Linked DNA regions of Homo sapiens: region 1 is linked to region 2. Evidence: chromatin loops called from intact Hi-C (ENCODE). Cell type or tissue: Panc1. All regions are shown on one strand. Links, peaks and the distances in the headings refer to the core of each region. The heading gives the core; the rest is flanking DNA.

The links. Hi-C counts contacts between places; a loop is a spot of excess contacts. Peaks named below come from ENCODE experiments on the same cell type or tissue, not always from the same donor. Only the 100,000 strongest peaks of a DNase experiment are listed, where the experiment ranks them.
Region 1: it touches region 2 in a loop (2.8-fold over the local background); 3 of 110 quality-filtered maps call a loop at or near these places.

Annotation. Positions count from the first base shown.
Region 1 is chr16:31,310,208-31,320,084 of GRCh38, reverse strand. The region is part of intron 14 of ITGAM (integrin subunit alpha M); the gene reads right to left. Among named protein-coding and RNA genes, the nearest start is that of ITGAX, 40 kb to the left of the region's middle. In Panc1, for the core only: no CTCF peak of the experiment used is centred there; no DNase peak of the experiment used is centred there.
Region 2 is chr16:31,259,362-31,269,238 of GRCh38, reverse strand. It overlaps ITGAM (integrin subunit alpha M), which reads right to left and starts at 9,264. Exons shown (of 30, transcript NM_000632.4): 1 at 9,147-9,264; 2 at 7,442-7,547; 3 at 3,741-3,844; 4 at 3,358-3,428; 5 at 3,092-3,209. The coding sequence starts at 9,174. RefSeq lists enhancers at 3,392-3,871, 2,986-4,185, 9,408-9,507. In Panc1, for the core only: no CTCF peak of the experiment used is centred there; a DNase peak (open chromatin) is centred at 3,707; H3K27ac peaks cover 2,293 bases.

The DNA of each region.
Region 1 (9,877 bases), core at 1,049-9,048, 50 kb before region 2:
ATCCCAGCACTTTGGGAGGCTGAGGTGGGCGGATCACGAGGTCAGGAGATCAAGACCATCCTGGCTAACGTGGTGAAACCCCATCTCTATTAAAAATACAAAAAATTAGCCAGGAGAGGTGGTGGGCACCTGTAGTCCCAGCTACTCGGGAGGCTGAGGCAGAAGAATGGCCTGAACCCGGGAGGCGGAGCTTGCAGTGAGCCGAGATCGCACCACTGCACTCCAGCCTGGGTGACAGAATGAGATTCCGTCTCAAAAAAAAAAAAGTACAAAAAGAGAACAAAATGAAAGCATATTAATACAAAAATTAACAACAATAAAACACAAAGGAAGACAGCAAGAGAAGAAAAGAGGGACAAAAGACCTACATGACTAACAGAAAACAATTAACAAAATGGCAGTAGTAAATCCTTCTCTATCAATAATTACTTTAAATGTAAACAGAAGCAAACTCTCAAAACAGAGTGGCAGAATTAATAAAAATACAAAATCCAATTATATGCTATCTACAAGATACCCACTTTGTATTTACTGACACATAGGCTAAAAGTAAAGGAGTAGAAAATGCTATTCCATTAAAATGGTAACCAAAAGAGAGCAGGATGACATGCTAATATCAGACAAAATAGACTTTAAGTCAAAAAACAAATAATGATATTATATAATGATGAAATGGCCATTTCACCAGGAGTTACAACAATTAATTATATACACACCCATCAGACATCTGAATATATAAAGCTAATAATGACAGAACTGAAGGGAGAAATAGACAGCAATTCAATAGTAAGAAACTTCAAAATCCTACTTTCAATAGCAAATAGAACAACTAGACAAAAAAAAAACCCAAGGGAGAATGGACCAAATGGACTTAACAGACATATACAAAATACACAAGCCAACTACTGCAGAATATACATTCTTCTCAAGTGCACATGGACCATTCCCCAGGACAGACCACATGTTAGGTCACAAAACAAGTCTTAACAAATTTGAAATGATTTAAATTATATCAAGAATCTTTTCCAACCACAATGGAATGAAACTAAAAACAATACCAGAAGAAAAACTGGAAAAAAACATACATATGTAAAAATTAAACAATACACCATTGAACAACTAATGGATAAAAAAATAAATTAGAAAATAACATGAGATAAATGAAAACAAAAACACAATATACCAAACTTAATGGGAGGCAGCAAAAGCAGTACTAAAGGAAAGTTCGGGATAAACACCTAATTTTAAAACAAAAAGACAAATTTCAATTACAAAACCTAACTTTACACCTCAAGAAATGAGAAATAAAAGAACAAACTAAACCTAAAGTTAGTAGAAGGAAGAAAATAATAAAGATTACAGAAAAATAAATCAAATAGAGAATAGAAAAAAATCAATGAAATTAAGTTGATTTTTCAAAAAGATAGAATTGACAAGCTTTGGCCAGGTGCAGTGGCTCACGCCTGCAATCCCAGCACTTTGGGATGTCGAGGCAAGTGGATCACCTGAGATGAGGAGTTCAAAACCAGCCTGGCCATCATGGTGAAACCCTGTCTCTACTAAAAATACGAAAATCAGCCAGGTGTGGTGGCACGTGCTTGTAATGCCAGCTACTCAGGAGCCTGAGGCAGGAGAATCACTTGAACCTGGGAGGTGGAGAATGCAGTGAGCTGTGATCATGCCACTGCACTCCAGCCTGGGCAACAGAGTGAGACTCCATCTCAAAAAAAAAAAAAAAAAGAACTGACAAGCTTTTAGGTAGACCAAGGAAAAAGGGAGAAAAAACAGAAACAACAGATAAGTAAAATTATAAATGAAAGAACATACAACTGATGCCATAGCAATAAAAAGGATCATTAAGAGACTACTATGAACAATTATATGTTAACAAACTTGATAACCTTGAAGGAATGGATAAATTCCTAGAAATATACAACCTACCAAGCCTGAATCATAAGGCAATAGAAAGTTTAAACAGATCTATAATGAGTAAGGAAATTGAATCAGTAATCAAAGACCTCCTAACAAAGAAAAGCCCAGGACCTGGTGGCTTCTCAGGCAAATTCTACCAACCAAACATTTAAATAAGAATTAATATGAATTCTTCTCAAACTCATCCAAAAAACTGAAGAGGAGGGAATACTTCCAAACTTATTGTATGAGGCAAGCACTATCCTGACACTAAATCCCAACAAACACACCATGAGAAAAGATCACTACATGCCAATTTCCCTATTGAACATAGATCCAAAATCCTAAATAAAATACTAGCAAACTGAATTCAATAGCACAAAAGGGTCATACGCCATGACCATGTGGGCTTTATTCCTGGCATGCAAGGATGGCTCAACATATGCAAATCAATAAATGTGATGCACCACATTAACAGAATAAGGAATAAAAATAACATGATCTTATCAATAAGAAAAGAAAGCATTTAATAAAACTAAACATCTGTCTTAGCTTATTTGGTATAACAAATAACATAGACTGGATGGGTTATAAGCAATAGAAATTTATTTCTCATAGTTCTGAAGACTTGTGACATCCAAAATCAAGGTGCAAGCAGATTCAATATCTGGTGAGAGCCTATTTTCTGGTTCATAGGCAACCATCATTTTGCTTTTGTCTAAGGGCACTAATCCTATTAATGATGGCCACACTCTCATGACCTAAACACCTTCCAAAGGTCCCATCTACAAATACCATCACACAAGGAATTAGGCTTCAACATATGAATCTGGGGAGGACACAAACATTCAGGCCACAGGAATAGCCACTCATGATTAAAAACCCTCAACAAACTAGAAATACAGGGAAATTACATCAACATGATAAAGAACATTAAAAAAAGTGTCTAGTTAACATCATACCCAGTGGTGAAAATTTGATTTTACCACTAAAATTAGGAACAAGGCAAGGATGCCCACACTCACCACTTCTATTTCAACACAGTACTGAAAGTCCTAGCCAGAGCAATTGGGCAAGAAAAAGATAAGAAATGCATTCAAGTTAGAAATAAAGAAAAAAAAATTGTCCCTGTTTGCAATTGACATGATCTTATATATAAGAAACTTGTTATAAATACTCTACGAAAAAGTTATCAAATTTAATAAACAAATTTAGTAAAGTCATGGAATACAAAATGAACATACAAAAATTATTTGTTTCTATACACTAACAACAAACTATCTGAAAAAGAAATTAATCCTATTTACAATGGCATCAAAAAATAAAATGCTTACAAGTTAATTTAACCAAGAAGGTGAAAAATATGCACACTAAAACTATAAAACATTGACGAAAGAAAGTTAAGACAAAAATCAATGGAAAGATATCCCATATTATGGATTGAAAGAATATTTTTAAAGGTCCATACTATTCAAAGTGATCGATAGAGTCAATGTAATTCCTACCAAAATCCCAATGGCATTTCTTACAGAAATAGAAAAAACAATACTAAAATTAATATGAAGTCACAAAAGACCTCAAATATCCAAGACAATCTTGAGCATAAACAACAAAGGTAGAGGTATCACACTACCTGACATCAAAATACACCACAAAGGTATACTCAGCAAAACAGCATGACACTGACATAAAAACAGAGACATTGACCAATGGAACAGAATACAGAGCTCAGAAATGAACCCATGCATTTACAATCAACTAATTTTCTTTTCTTTTTTTTTTTTTTCCAGACGGAGTCTTGCTCTGTTACCCAGGCTGGAGTGCAGTGGCATGATGTAGGCTCACTGCAACCTCTTCCTCCCAGGTTCCCCCATTCTCCTGCCTCAGCCTCCCGAGTAGCTGGAACTACAGGTGCCCACCACCATGCCTGGCTAATTTTTTTTTTTTTTTTTTTTTTTTTTTTTTTTTTTTTTGAGACGGAGTCTCGCTCTGTCGCCCAGGCCGGACTGCGGACTGCAGTGGCGCAATCTCGACTCACTGCAAGCTCTGCTTCCCGGGTTCACGCCATTCTCCTGCCTCAGCCTCCCGAGTAGCTGGGACTACAGGCGCCCGCCACCGCGCCCGGCTAATTTTTTGTATTTTTAGTAGAGACGGGGTTTCACCTTGTTAGCCATGACGGTCTCGATTTCCTGACCTCATGATCCACCCGCCTCAGCCTTCCAAAGTGCTGAGATTACAGGCATGAGCCACCGCGCCCGGCCAACAATCAACTAATTTTCAACAAAGGTGCCAAGGGCATACAATGGGGAAAGGACAGTCTTTTTAACAAATGGTGTTAAGAACACTGGATATCCACAGGCAAAAGAATGAAACTGAGCCTTTATCTCAAACCAAATACAAAAATCAAAAGTGCTGGGCCGGGTGCAGTGGCTCACGCCTGTAATCCCAGCACTTTAGGAGACTGAGGCGGGTGGATTACCTTAGATCAGGAGTTCAAGACCAGCCTGGCCAACATGGTGAAACCCCGTCTCTATTAAATATACAAAAAAGTAGCCAGGCATGGTGGCGGAGGCCTGTAATCCCAGCTACTTGGGAGGCTGAGGCAGGAGAATCGCTGGGACCCGGGAGGTGGAGGTTGCAGTGAGCTGAGATCGTGCCACTGCACTCCAGCCTGGGCAATAGAGAGAGACTCCATCTAAAATAAAATTAAATTAAAAAATAAAAAAATTAAAAAGTGAGTTAAAGGCTTAAATGTAAGATCTAACACTATAAACTATTAGAAGGAAACGTAGAGGGAAAGCTTCATGACATTGGTCTGGGCAATGATTTTTTTATATGATCCTGAAAGCACAAGCAACAAAAACAAAAACAGACAAATGGAATTGCATCAAACTAAAAAGCTTCTGCACAATAAAGGAATAATTAACAGAGTGAAGAGACAACCTACAGACTGGGGGAAAATATTTGCAAACCACACAACTGATAAATGGTTAATATCCATAACACATAAAGAACTCAATAGTAAGAAAATAAATAACCCAATTTAAAAATGGGCAAAGAGGGCCGGGTTCGGTGACTCACACCTGTAATCCCAGCACTTTGGGAGGCTGAGGCAGGTGAATCACTTGAGATCAGGAGTTTGAGACCAGCCTGGCCAACATGGTGAAATGCCATCTCTACTAAAAATACAAAAATTAGCTGGGTGTGGTGGTGGGCACCTGTAATCCCAGCTACTCAGGAGGCTGAGGCAGGAGAATCACCTGAACCTGGAGGCAGAGGTTGCAGTTCACGCTACTGTACTCCAGCCTGGGTGACAGACTGAGACTCCATCTCAAAAAAAAAAAAAAAAAAACCCTGCCTCCTACTACCACAGGAGGAACAGCCTAACCGTTTGCTGTAAAAGTTGGCTGTAGCTGATCTTGTGAAAACTACTTTAAATTTCATATGCAGCCAAAAAAGAGCCCATATAGCCAAGACAATCCTAAGCAAAACAACAAAGCTGGAAGCATCACACTACCTGACTTCAAACTATACTACAAGGCTACAGTAACCAAAACAGCATGGTACTGATACCAAAACAGATATATAGACAAATGAAACAGAACAGAGGCCTCAGAAATATCACCACACATCTACAACCATCTGATCTTCAACAAACCTGACAAAAGCAGGAAATGGGGAAAGGATTCCCTATTTAATAAATGCTTCTGGGAAAACTGGCTAGCCATATGCAAAAAACTGAAACTAGATCCCTTCCTTACACCTTATATAAAAATTAACTTAAGATGGATTAAAGACTTAAATGTAAAATTTACAACCATAAAAACCCTAGAATAAAACCTAGGCAGTACCATTCAGGGCATAGGCATGGGCAAAATCTTCCTTACTAAAACACCAAAAGCAATTGCAACAAAAGCCAAAATTGACAAATGAGATCTAATTAAACTAAAGAGCTTCTGCACAGCAAAAGAAACTATCATCAGAGTGAACAGGCAGCCTACAGAATGAGAGAATATTTTTGCAATCTATCCATCTGACAAAGGTCTAATATCCAGAATCTACAAGGAACATAAACAAATTTACAAGAAAAAAACAAACAACCCCATCAAAAAATGGGCAAAGGATATGAACAGATACTTCTCAAAAGAAGACATTTATGTGGCCAACAAACATATGAAAAAAAAAAGCTCATCACTGGTCATTAGAGAAATGCAAATCAAAACCACAATGAGATACCATCTCATGCCAGTTAAAATGATGATCATTAAAAAGTCAGGAAACAACAGATGCTGGAGAGGATGTGGAGAAATAAGAATGCTTTTACACTGTTAGTGGGAGTGTAAATCAGTTCAACCATTGTAGAAGACAGTGTGGCGATTCCTCAAGGATCTAAAACCAGAAATACCATTTGACCCAGCAATCCCATTACTGGGTATATACCCAAAGGATTATAAATCATTCTACTATAAAGACACATGCACATGTATTTTTACTGAAGCACTATTTACAATAGCAAAGACTTGGAACCAACCTAAATGCCCATCAATGATAAACTGTATAAAGAAAATGTGGTACATATACACCATGGAATACTATGCAGCCATAAAAGAGAATGAGTTCATGTCCTTTGCAGGGACATAGATGAAACTGGAAACCATCATTCTCAGCAAACTAACACAGGAACAGGAAAGCAAACACCACATACTCTCACTCATAAGTGGGAGTTGAACAATGAGAATACATGGACACAGGGAGGGGAACATCACTGGAGCCTGTTGAGGGGTGGGGATCAAGGGGGAGGGAGAGCATTAGGACAAATACCTAATGCATGTGAGGCTTAAAACCTAGACAACGGGTTGATGGGTGCAGCAAACCACCATGGCACTTGTATACCTAGGTAACAAACCTACATGTTCTGCACATGTATCACAGAACTTAACGTATAATTTTTTTTTTTGAGACGGAGTCTCGCTCTGTTGCCAGGCTGGCGTGCAGTGGTGCAGTCTTGGCTCACTGCAACCTCCGCCTCCTGGGTTCAAGCAATTCTCCTGCCTCAGCCTCCCAAGTAGCTGGGATTACAGGCACACGCCACCAAGCCCAGCTAATTTTTGTATTTTTAGTAGAGATGGGGTTTCACCATGTTGGCAAGGCTGGTCTTGAACTCCTGACCTCGTGATCCGCCCGCCTCGGCCTCCCAAAGTGCTGGGATTACAGGCATGAGCCACTGTGCCTGGCCCAATGTGTAATTTAAAAAAGAAAAAATAAATAAAAACATGAAGATTTAAAAAAAAAAAAAAAAAGACTGCTCCCTACTACCACAGGAGGACGGACCAGCCTAAGCATTCACTGCAAAAGATGGCTATAATCGATCTTGTGAAAGCATTACTGAGCAGATCAAGATCTCTGGGAATGAACACTAAAGATGTTCTGAATAAATTATAGTCCGGCTGAGTGCAGTGGCTCACACCAGTAGTCCCAGCACTTTGGGAGGCCAAGGTGGGAAGATCACTTGAGCCCAGGAGTTGGAGACCAGCCTGGGAAACATAGACAGACCCTGTCACTGCAAAAGAAATTTAAATATTAGCCAGGTATGGTGGCATACACCTGCAGTCAAAGACACTTAGGAGGCTGAGGCAGGCGGATCACATGAGCCTGGGAGGTCAAGGCTGCAGTGAGCCATGATTGCACCACTTCACTCCAGCCTGCATGACAGACCAAGACCCTGTCTCAAAAATAATAATAATAAATAATAAATACATTTTAATGCAGTGGCATTTTAGTGTCTTTTTTGAAAACAAAAATTACATGTAATGTTACATTCTTGCATGTTCTTTGTTGATAGCATTAATTGATTCATTGGATTTCTTTTCTTTTTCTTTTTTATTATTATAATACTTTAAGTTTTAGGGTACACATGCACAACGTGCAGGTTTGTTACATATGTATACATGTGCCATGTTGGTGTGCTGCACCCATTAACTCGTCATTTAGCATTAGGTATATCTCCTAATGCTATCCCTCCCCCCTCCCCCCACCCCACAACAGTCCCTGGTGTGTGATGTTCCCCTTCCTGTGTCCATGTGTTCTCATTGTTCAATTCCCACCTATGAGTGAGAACATGCAGTGTTTGGTTTTTTGTCCTTGCGATAGTTTGCTGAGAATGATGGTTTCCAGCTTCATCCATGTCCCTACAAAGGACATGAACTCATCCTTTTTTATGGCTGCGTAGTGTTCCATGGTGTATATGTGCCACACTTTCTTAATCCAGTCTATCATTGTTGAACATTTGGGTTGGTTCCAAGTCTTTGCTATTGTGAATAGTGCCGCAATAAACACTTGTATGCATGTGCCTTTATAGCAGCATGATGTATAATCCTTTGGGTATATACCCAGTAATGGGATGGCTGGGTCAGATGGTATTTCCAGTTCTAGATCCCTGAGGAATCACCACACTGACTTCCACAATGGTTGAACTAGTTTACAGTCCCACCAACAGTGTAAAAGTGTTCCTATTTCTCCACATCCTCTCCAACACCTGCTGTTTCCTGACTTTTTAATGATTGCCATTCTAACTGGTGTGAGATGGTATCTCATTGTGGTTTTGATTTGCATTTCTCTGATGGCCAGTAATGATGAGCATTTTTTCATGTGTCTTTTGGCTGCATAAATGTCTTCTTTTGAGAAGTGTCTGTTCATATCCTTCACCCACTTTTTGATGGGGTTGTTTGTTTTTTTCTTGTAAATTTGTTTGAGTTCATTGTAGATTCTGGATATTACCCCTTTGTCAGATGAGTAGGTTGCAAAAATTTTCTCCCATTCAGTAGGTTGCCTGTTCACTCTGATGGTAGTTTCTTTTGCTGTGCAGCAGCTCTTTAGTTTAATTAGATCCCATTTGTCAATTTTGGCTTTTGTTGCCATTGCTTTCGATGTTTTAGACATGAAGTCCTTGCCCATGCCTATGTCCTCAATGGTATTGCCTAGGTTTTCTTCTAGGGTTTTTATGGTTTTAGGACTAACATGTAAGTCTTTAATCCATCTTGAATTAATTTTTGTATACGGTGTAAGGAAGGGATCCAGTTTCAGCTTTCTACATATGGCCAGCCAGTTTTCCCAGCACCATTTATTAAATAGGGAATCCTTTCCCCATTTCTTCTTTTTGTCAGGTTTGTCAAAGATCAGATAGTTGTAGATATGCGGCACTATTTCTGAGTGCTCAGTTCTGTTCCATTGGTCTATATCTCCAGCAGCTGAAGGTCCTGACTGTTAGAAGGAAAACTAACAACAGAAAGGACATCCACACCAAAAACCCATCTGTACGTCACCATCATCAAAGACCAAAGGTAGATAAAACCACAAAGATGGGGAAAAAACAGAGCAGAAAAACCGGAAACTCTAAAAATCAGAGCGCCTCTCCTCCTACAAAGGAACGCAGCTCCTCACCAGCAACGGAACAAAGCTGGACGGAGAATCACTTTGACGAGTTGAGAGAGGAAGGCTTCAGAAGATCAAACTACTCTGAGCTAAAGGAGGAAGTTCAAACCAATGGCAAAGAAGTTAAAAACTTTGAAAAAAAATTAGACGAATGGATAACTAGAATAATCAATGCGGAGAAGTCCTTAAAGGACCTGATGGAGCTGAAAACCACGGCACGAGAACTACGTGACGAATGCACAAGCCTCAGTAACTGACGCGATCAACTGGAAGAAAGGGTATCAGCGATGGAAGACGAAATGAATGAAATGAAGCGTGAAGAGAAGTTTAGAGAAAAAAGAATAAAAAGAAATGAACAAAGCCTCCAAGAAATATGGGACTATGTGAAAAGACCAAATCTACATCTCATTGGTGTACCTGAAAGTGACGGGGAGAATGGAATCAAGTTGGAAAACACTCTGCAGGATATTATCCAGGAGAACTTCCCCAATCTAGCAAGGCAGGCCAACATTCAAATTCAGGAAATACAGAGAAC
Region 2 (9,877 bases), core at 669-8,668:
GCACTTGATGGATCAGCTGGCACTGCCCAGATCAATAAACTGGTTCATCCGATCTTGCTGCCCCCACCCAGGAACCAACTGAACGCAAGAAGACAGCTCCGACTCCCGATGATTTCATCCCTGATCAATCAGCACTCCCAGCTCACTGGCTTCCCCCGCGACCTACCAAGTTATCCTCAAAAACTCTGCCCCCAAATGCTCGAGGAGACTGATTCGAGTGATAATAAAACTCTGGTCCCCTGCATAGCTGGCTCTGTGTGAATTATTCTTTCTCTATCGCAATTCTGCTGTCTTGATGAATCGGCTCTGTCTAGGCAGCAAGCAAGGTGAACCCCTTGGGCAGTTACATTACTGGAATGTGCTTTTGGTCCCAGTTGAGACTCCTACTGATATATGGGACAAGGGCCTCAAAAGGATTCTGGCAGAATCCAGGAATGCCGTTTGATGGAAACAGCACTACAGGGACAAACGTATGTGACGGCGATGGAGACACAGCGGTGGCATCAAGCAAAGAGCAGCGGGCAAGGGCCTTTCTACTCCAATAAGGAGCTCGACTTTATCTGTAGGCAATGGGGAGCCACAGAAGGTTCTTAGAAAAGGAAGTGAGATGATTTGTTTTGTATTTTAGAAAGACTGGCAGGGCACAGTGGCTCATGCCTGTAACCCCAGCACTTTGGGAGGCCTCCTGAATAGCTAAGACCACAGGCACACGCCACCATGCCTGGCTAATTGCATTTTTTGTAGAGATGGGGTCTCATTATGTTGTCTAGGCTGGTCCCAAACTCCTGGCCTCAAACAATCCTCCTGCCTTGACCTCCCAAAGTGCTGGAATTACAGGTGTGAGCTACCGCACCCTTTCGAATTTTGAACCAAGTGTATGTATTATATATTTTTTAATAAATGAAAACTTTTTTAAAGAAGTAGTCTTGAACCCTGAGAGTGAGGTCTAAAGAGGGAGAGGTAGAAGTGTTAGCTGAAGCCACAGAACTGGGTGATTTCAGGAAAGAAGAACACGTGGGTGAAAAGAGAACCCAGAACCCAGTGCCCCTAGGTGGAGAGGGAAGCTGGAGGCCAGCCGGGGGTGAAGAGAATGCACTCAGGAAGCTTGGGTGGTGAGGGTGAGGAGAGATGGCAGGAGATGAGGAGGAGACTGGAAGAGAGAAGATTGTTTTCATGGCTATCGATTGTGGTGGTTGATTGCTTTTCAGATACAGATAGAATGAAGAGTGTTTACAGCCAGAGGAAGGGGGAAGTTAATTGTCCTAGAGAGAAAACAAGTGATTCAAGAGATGCTGGGCCAGGCGCAGTGGCTCACACCTGTGATCCCAGCACTGTGGGAGGCTGAGGTGGGAAGATCTCTTGAGCCCAGGAATTCGAGACCAGCCTGGGCAACAAGGTGAAACCCCATCTCTACAAAAAATACAAAAATCAGTATATGCGCACCTGTGATCCCAGCTACTCTGGAGGCGGAGGCACAAGAATTTCTTGAGCACAGGAGGCAGAGGCTGCAGTGAGCCGAGATTGTGCCACTGCACTCCAGCTTAGGTGACAGAGCAAGACCCTGTCTCCAAAAAAAAAAGAAAAAAGAAAGATAGGTGATCACCTTAGTTGGTGCATGAGAGACTCTCAAAAGCCCATATGGAAGAATTTAGTCATGGGACAGAGGAGAGACAGGTCTTCCTCTAAAACGAGTGAGTCACTGCCAGGAGTGCTGTCATTATGGAAATTTGAGAAAAAGGAGAAAGTGCGGTGTTACAGCTCCTTTAGAATTTGTCAACAAATTCCAGTGAAGACTGGAAAACCGCTTATTAAGATAAAATAAGAGAAGGGGAAAGTGGAGGGAGTCCATGCCTGAAGCTTTTGTTTTCTCTGTGGAGGAAGGAGGATTAACTGTGGAGGGTGAAATATAGAGGAACAGGGCTTGAGAAAGAAAAAAAATGCAAGGGAGAAACATTCGCCTGTGGTCCCAGAATCAACATGAAGACAAGCAAAAAGATGGCATAGCCATCGAACAAAGCAGTGGGAAAAAGCAGCTTGAAAGATCCACGCACTCTGGCCAGGCATGGTGGCTCATGCCCCCCACTCATTCCCTGGCTCATTCCCAGCACTTTGGGAAGCCAAGGTGGGCAGATCACCAGAGCTCAGGAGTTCGAGACCAGCCTGGCCAACATGGTGAAACCCCGTCTCTGCTAAAAATACAAAAATTAGCCGGGTGTGGTGGCGGGCACCTGTAATCCCAGCTACTTGGGAAGATGGGGCAGGAGAATCGCTTGAACCTGGGAGGCAGAGGTTGCAGTAAGCCAAGATCGTGCCACTGCACTCCAGCCTGGGTGACAGAGCGAGACTCTGCCTCAAAAAAAAAAAAAAAAAAAAAAATCCATACAGTCACTCAGAATCTCAATCAACAGAGGTTTGGGGAACAGGGGTGTGGAAGGCCGCCCCCCAGGATGGTCCCCAAGATTCCCACCTCTTGCCAATGACACCTTGCACCATCCCCTCCTCTGCAGTGTGACCTGGACTTATTTTTTAAAGACAGGGTCTTGCTCTGTCACCCAGGTTGGAGTACAGTGGTGCAATCATAACTTGCTGCAGCTTCAACTTCCCAGGCTCAAGTGATCCTCCTGAGTAGCTGGGACTGCAGGTGTGTGCCACCACGCCTGGCTAATTTTTTTTTTTTTTTGTAGAGACGGGGATCTCCCTATGTTGCCCAGGCTTGCCTTGAACTTGTGGCCTCAAGCAATCTTCCCACCTTGGCCTCCAAATAGCTAAGACTACAGGTGCTCATCACCACACTCAGCTAATTTTTTTTTTTTTTTTTTTTAGAGACAGGATCTCACTACATTGCCCAGGCTGATCTCAAGCTCCTGGGCTCCCAAAGCTTTGGGATTGCAGGTATGAGCCACTGTGCCTAGCCAAGGCGTTTTCCTAAAGTACAAGACCCTAGCACCTCCCTAGCTTCTGACTCTAATGGGACCCAGTTCCCCCACTCTTCTGCACCCAGAGCCCAGACCTTGAGCAGACGTCACCTCAGTCCTGCCCCCTCCCCTGGTCTTTTGCTGCGCATCTGTTCCCTCTGCCAAAGGCAACCCACCTCGGAGGGCCTCTGGGAACTTCTGGGGCTGCTGCCGTAGGTTGGATCCAAACAGGAAGCAGAGCCCTTTCACATACGTGTTCTCACTGCAAGTCTGGTGCACGGTGGGACCACAGGCCTAGGGGACAGGAGCCAGTGGAAGGGGCTGCCCCTGCTTCCTGTCCTTGTACCCCAGCACCTCCACCCTCCACAAGACCCCCAGCCCCACCATGCGTGGGCCCCCAAACACCCCCATTAGGATGCTCCTCTGATCGAGCCCCACTCACCAGCAGCTGAGGGGGGCTGGTGGTGGCTGCCAGGGACAGGCCCAGGGACATGTTCACGGCCTCCACGGGGACTGCGGGGACAGATATGGGCATGGTCACCCTGGTGGGGGGACAGAGAAGGCTGTGGAAGAGCTGGGCAGGGGTCACCTCCATGCGGGAGACAAGGAGGTCTGACGGTGAAGGGGGATCCTAAATCTTGGGAAAGAAAGGAACACAGAGGGGTTGCCTGGGGATGTCTAGGGTAGAGACTGCAGGCAGAGGAGAGGGTACGGAGGCAGGCACCTGTGTCCCCACCACAGATCCCCAGGACACAGGAGTGCCTGGAAAGTCCCTATGTGTTCACAGGGGAATCCCAGTCCCAGCCCGGCGGGGCAGTGACTCACCCTGCAGGCGGATGGGCTCGCATGAGCCTGTGCTGTAGTCGCACTGGTAGAGGCTGCCCCTTTGGTTGGCAGCCACTATCTCCTGGGGGGCTCCAACCACCACCCTGTGGGGAGAAGTGGGAACAGAGAAAACTTCGACATGTGGGGAGAGAAGGAGACCACAGAGGAAGTTCTGCCACCCAGAGGACGGTGGGGGCCCATACCCGGATTCCTAAATTCCTATGACTAGGAGGAAGAATTAGCAAAGAAAAAAATGGGAAAATGTTAAGACTCAGAATGAGAAAAGGTCTTCCTAAGAATGACACAAAAACCAGAAGTCATTTAAAAATAGGACCAGGCGCGGTGGCTCATGCTTGTAATCCTAGCACTTTGGGAGGCCAAGGGGGTGGATTGCCTGAGCTCAGGAGTTCAAGATCAGCCTGGGCAACATGGTGAAACCCCGCCTCTACTAAAAATACAAAAAATTAGCCACACGTGGTGGTGCGTACCTGTAATCCCAGCTAAATGGGAGGCTGAGGCAAGAGAATTGCTTGAACCCAGGAGGCAGAGGTTGCAGTGAGCCGAGATAGCACCACTGCACTCCAGCCTGAGAGACAGGGCAAGACTCTGTCCCAAAAAATAAATGAATAAATTTTAAAAATAAAAATAGGTCAATTCAAGCTGGGCACCATGGCTCATGCCTTTAATCCCAGCACCTTGGGAGGTTGAGGCAGGAGCATCATTTGAGGCCAGGAGTTTGAAACTAGCCCGGGTAACATAGCCAGACCCCATCTCTACAAAAAATGTTTTTAAAAATTAGCCAGGTATGGTGGTACACACCTGTAGTCCCAGGCCAACCATTTTTTTTTTTTCTTTGAGACAGGGTCTCACCCTGTTGCCCAAGATGGAGTCCAGTGGCATAATCATAGCTCACTGCAACCTCTGCCTCCTGGGCTCAAACAATCCTTCCACCTCAGTCTCCCAAAGTGTTAGAATTACAGGCATGAGCCACTGGACCCGGCCCACACAGTCATTTTATTTATTTTTATTTTTATTTATTTTCTTTCTTTGAAACAGATTCTCACTCCATCACCCAGGCTGGAGTATAGTGGTGCAATCTCGGCTCACTGCTGCAACCTCTGCCTCCCAGGTTCAAGCATTCCTCCTGTCTCAACCTCCTGAGTAGCTGGGATTACAGGTGTGTGCCACCATGCTTGGCTAATTTGTGTATTTTTAGTAGAGATGAGGTTTCCTTATGTTGGCCAGGGTAGTCTCGAACTCCTGGCTTCCAGCGACCAGCCCAGCTCGGCCTCCCAAAATGCTGGGATTACAGGCGTGAGCCCCTGCACCCAGCCTCCACACAGTCATTTTCAATAAATTTCTGGGCCAGGCGCAGTGGCTCACACCTGTAATCCCTGCACTTTGGGAGGCCGAGGCAAGTGGATCACGAGGTCAGGAAATCGAGAACATCCTGGCTAACATGGTGAAACCCCATCTCTACTAAAAATACAAAAAAATTAGCCAGGCGTGGTGGCACGCACCTGTAGTCCCAGCTACTCGGGAGGCTGAGGCAGGAGAATCGCTTGAACCCAGGAGGCAGAGGTTGCAGTGAGCCGAGATCACTCCACTGCACTCCAGCCTGGACGACAAAGCGAGACTCCATCTCAATAAATAAATAAATAAATAAATAAATAAATAAATAAATAAATAAATAAATTTTTGTATGTGATAAACTACCATAAGCATACTCAAAAGAAAAATAATACACAAGGGAGAGAGCTTCACAACTCATACCCCAGACTACTTTCCTCAGTGTACTCAAAGCTTGTACAAACTAGTAAAAAAAAAAAAAAAGAAAGAAAAATGGCCAACAGATAAGAAAAACATGTTCACAGAAAATGCCTCTCTCATAAAAAAAAAAGAAGCAATTTAAAGCTAAATTAAGATACCACTTCTCACCTACTCGATCTGCAGAGATCAGTAAGTTTGATAGCACACTGAGTTGGCAAATGAGTGAGGGAGTATGAGGAAGTAGGTATTTTCATGAATTTCTGGTGTGAGTGTAAATTGCTGCCACCACTGTAGAGGGGGATCTGGAAAAATCTATTAAAATTGCACGTGCTCATGCACCCGTGGATACCACAATCCCAGTCCTAGCCTTTACTTCCAAATAGGCTTGCACATGTGCAAAATGACAGCATTGTTCATAGAGCAAAAGTTTGGGAACAATCTAAATGTTCATTAACAAGAGATCTAATGTAATGTAAAAGGAGATTACAAGCCAGGCACGGTGGCTCAAGCCTGTAATCCCAGCACTTTGGGAGGCCGAGGCAGGTGGATCACCTGAGCTCAGGAGTTCAAGACCAACCTGGCCAACATGGTGAAACCCTGTCTCTACAAAAATACAAAAATTAGCCAGGCGTGGTGGCAGGCACCTGCAATCCAAGCTACTCAGGAGGCTGAGGCAGGAGAATCGATTGAACCCAGGAGGCAGAAGTCGCAGTGAGCCAAGATCATGCCACTGCACTCCAGCCTGGGCGACAGAGGGAGTCTCTAAAAAAATAAAATAAAATAAATTATAGCATCTCCCAATTATGGCATGCAATGCAAGCATAACATGGGATTAATGGACTCAAATCACTGGGCTGTATTATGGGAGATAAAGCAAAGAGCAGAGACCAGCCCCCTTCTTCTGGAAAGGTACTATCACCTCCACAATTACTGTTTCTGTAAAGGTAAATGTTTTAGGCTTCAGGGTCCATACAATCTCTATCACAGCTCCTGAATTCTGCCATTACAGCTCAAAAGTGGCCATAGCCAGGCACAGTGGTTTACACCTATCATCCCAGCAAGTTGGGAGGCCCAAGCAAGAGGATGACTTGAGGCCAGGAGTTTGAGACCAGATTGGGCAACAGAGTGAGACCTCGTCTATACAAAAAAAATCAAAAAATTAGCCAGGTGTGGTGGCACATGCCTGTAGTCCCAGCTACTCAGGAGGCTAAGGTGGGAGGATTGCTTGAGCCCAGGAGTTTGAGTCTACAGTGAGCTATGATTTCACCTGTGCACTCCAGGCTGAATGACAGAACAAGACCATGTCAGAAAGGAAAGAAAGAAATGAAGGAAGGAAGGAAGGAAGGAAGGAAGGAAGGAAGGAAGGAAGGAAGGAAGGAAGGAAGGAAGGATGGAAGGGAGGGAAGGGAGGGAAGGAGGGAAAGAGGGAAGCAGGGAATGAGAGAGGGAGGAAGGAAGGAAGGAAAGAAGGAAGGAAGGAAGGAAGGGAGGAAGGGAGGGAAGGGCAATAAACAGTAAGAGACAAGTGGACGGAGTTGTTTTCAATAAAATTCATTCACAAAAATAGGCGGCAGCCTGCAGGCAGGCCTTAATTTCAGTACAATGTATACTACACATGGTGTGTTGGCTGAGGGAGGGAACGTGTATGTGTTATGCACACACAGAGTCTCCCCGAAGGAACACCCAGGAAACCATTTGTGAGGTCCCTCCTGGGAAGGGAACTAGGGGAAGGGAGTAAGGAAGAGATTTTTACTCTTACACCCTTTTGCATCTTTTGAATTTAGAATACTGTAAATTCAAAAGATGAATTTGTTGTATATTTTGAATTGATTTATCTGTTGAAAAAGATCACTCAAATCGCTGATTTTTTTCAGGTATGTAAGTCTTGGAGAGAAAGCACTGAGAAAGGGGGCTCCATCTAAGGGTCTCACCTGGATCCCTGAAGCTGGACCACGCTCTGCCCGAAGCCCCTTGCGTTCTCTTGGAAGGTCATTGCGTTTTCAGTGTCCAAGTTGAACCCATGACATAAGGTCAAGGCTAAAGGGAGAATGGGGGAAGGATCAAGCAGAGGAAAGTAGCATGCCAGTTAGGGGCTGTAGTCCTAGCACTTTGGAGGGCTGAGGCAGGAGGATCACTTGAGCCCTGATTGTGCCACTGCACTCCAGCCTGAGCAACAGAGAGAGATCCTATCTCAAAATTAAATACAAAAAAAAAACAAAAACTAATAATAATTTAAAAGAAAGCAATGGCTGGGTGTGGTGGCTCAGGCCTGTTATCCCAATAATTTAAGAGGCTGACGTGGGAGGATCACCTGGGCTCAGGAGTTTAAGACCAGCCTAGGCAACACAGTGAGACCCCATCTCTACAAAAAATAAAAAATTAGCCGGGTGTAGTGGTACTCAGGAGGCTGAGGTGGGAGGATTGCTTGAACCCAGGAGGTCAAGGCTGCAGTGAACCATGATCATGCCACTGCACTACAGCCTGGGCAACAGAGAAAGACCCTGTATCAAAAAAAAAAAAAAAAAAAAAAGATAGCAGCATGTCTTCCTGCTCCATTCCCTTTCCCATCCATTCGGTCACCCTAACTAACCCAGCATCCAGATGTCTGCCTCCCAGGTCCAGCTCTGTTAGCCTGGGGCGGGGATTAGCACACTTATTCTGTAAACAGCCAGATAGTAAATTTTAGGTTTTGCAGACCAAGAGGCTGATAGAATATGTTGTACAAGTACTTATATAACAAGACAGAAAATACTTTTCCACAAATTTGTCATTAGGGAAATTTCAAACATAATGATTGAGTACAATTTGTTTGTAATACGGGTTTACAAATGAGACAAATAGAATTCTTTGGGGGTGGTGCTCCCTATCATCAAATCGATTATCAGTGTTCATCTTCAATCTCTAGCTGGCAGGTTGTGCAAAAACAGGTCGTGGGCCATATCGGGCCCCCAGGCCACTGTTTGCTGACTCCTGACCTAAGAACCACCGTCGTGGGGCACGTCCAGTCCTGCTCTGAATTCCAGCCTCCCTTCTGAGCACCTAAATGGCTTCTTCCCCCGGTGTCACAACGATGATTTGCCCAACAGTGAAGTTTCTATACATTCTTAATTAGATAATTTCCTTCCTATGCAGCTCTCAAGTATTTCCTTCCCTTTTGAGGAGAATTTCATTTTCCACAACATATAAGCATAAAAGGTAACAAACTCAAATCATTTTCATTCATCAGTCATTCAACAAACATTTGCACCCGGGACCTTGGAAAATAGAACCGGAGGCAAAGTGGAGATGGTGAGAGGGGATCCAGGAGGAAGCACTCAGGAAAGGGGTCTCACACCTGCTGCGCACCCTGAGCCATGTCACTTCTCCTCCCTGGGCCTCCGTCTCCTCATGTGTGAAGCAAGGGGACCGGCAAGCAGCCTTGCACAGTCCATGAATGTGGTCATTCATCCAGGCTTCCCTGGCCAGCCTGTCTGGGTCTAGCTGTTCTCCCTGCTTCTTCTTGAACCCTTTCTCCTTCCCCAAATCCCCTTTGCCTCTCCCCAGACTGACTCCTACATATTCTGGGCCCTCTATTTATGACAGACCCAAAAGTTACCCTCCTCCCCACCCAGAGTCCCCCACCCCACCCCCATGCACCTGTTAACAGAAGGACTCTGAGAGCCATGGCTGGAAGGAGCCAGAACCTGGAAGGAGGTGAACCAGGGGTTGCAGGCACCACTGAGGAACCACAAGGAAGCCACCAAAGCAAAGAAGGGCAGAAAAGGAGAAGTAGGAGGCAGAAGTCTATCAGAGATTCAAAGGAAGAGGGCGGAGGCTCAGTGAGCACATAGCCCTGCCTGGTCTTCCGCCCAGGACTGCCCACAGCCTGCCCACCCTTCCTCCCCAGCTTCCTGACCCAAACTTTCAAAGTCAATACCACTATCCAAAAGGTGCCATTTGTCACCCACTTGTTTCTTGGGTTGGCCCAAGCATATGAACAAGCTGAACAGACTTAGCCTGCCTCCTGGAATTCGTGTTCTAAACATTAATACGGGCCAGGCGCAGTGGCTCACGCCTGTAATGCCAGCACTTTGGGAGGCCAAGGCAGGAGGATTGCTTGAGCCTGGGAGTTTGAAACCAGCCTGGGCAACATAGAGAGACCCTGTCTCTACAAAAAAATATTTTTAATTAGCTGGGCATGGTGGTGCGCGCCTGTAGCCCCTGCTACTGGACAGGCTGAGGTGTGAGAATTACTTGAGCCCGAGGTCCAGGCTGCAGTGAGCTAGGATCACACCACTGCACTCCAGCCTGGGCAACATAGGGAGACCCCGACTCTACAAAAAAATACATTTAAAAAATTAGCCAGGCATGGTGGCACATGCCTGTAG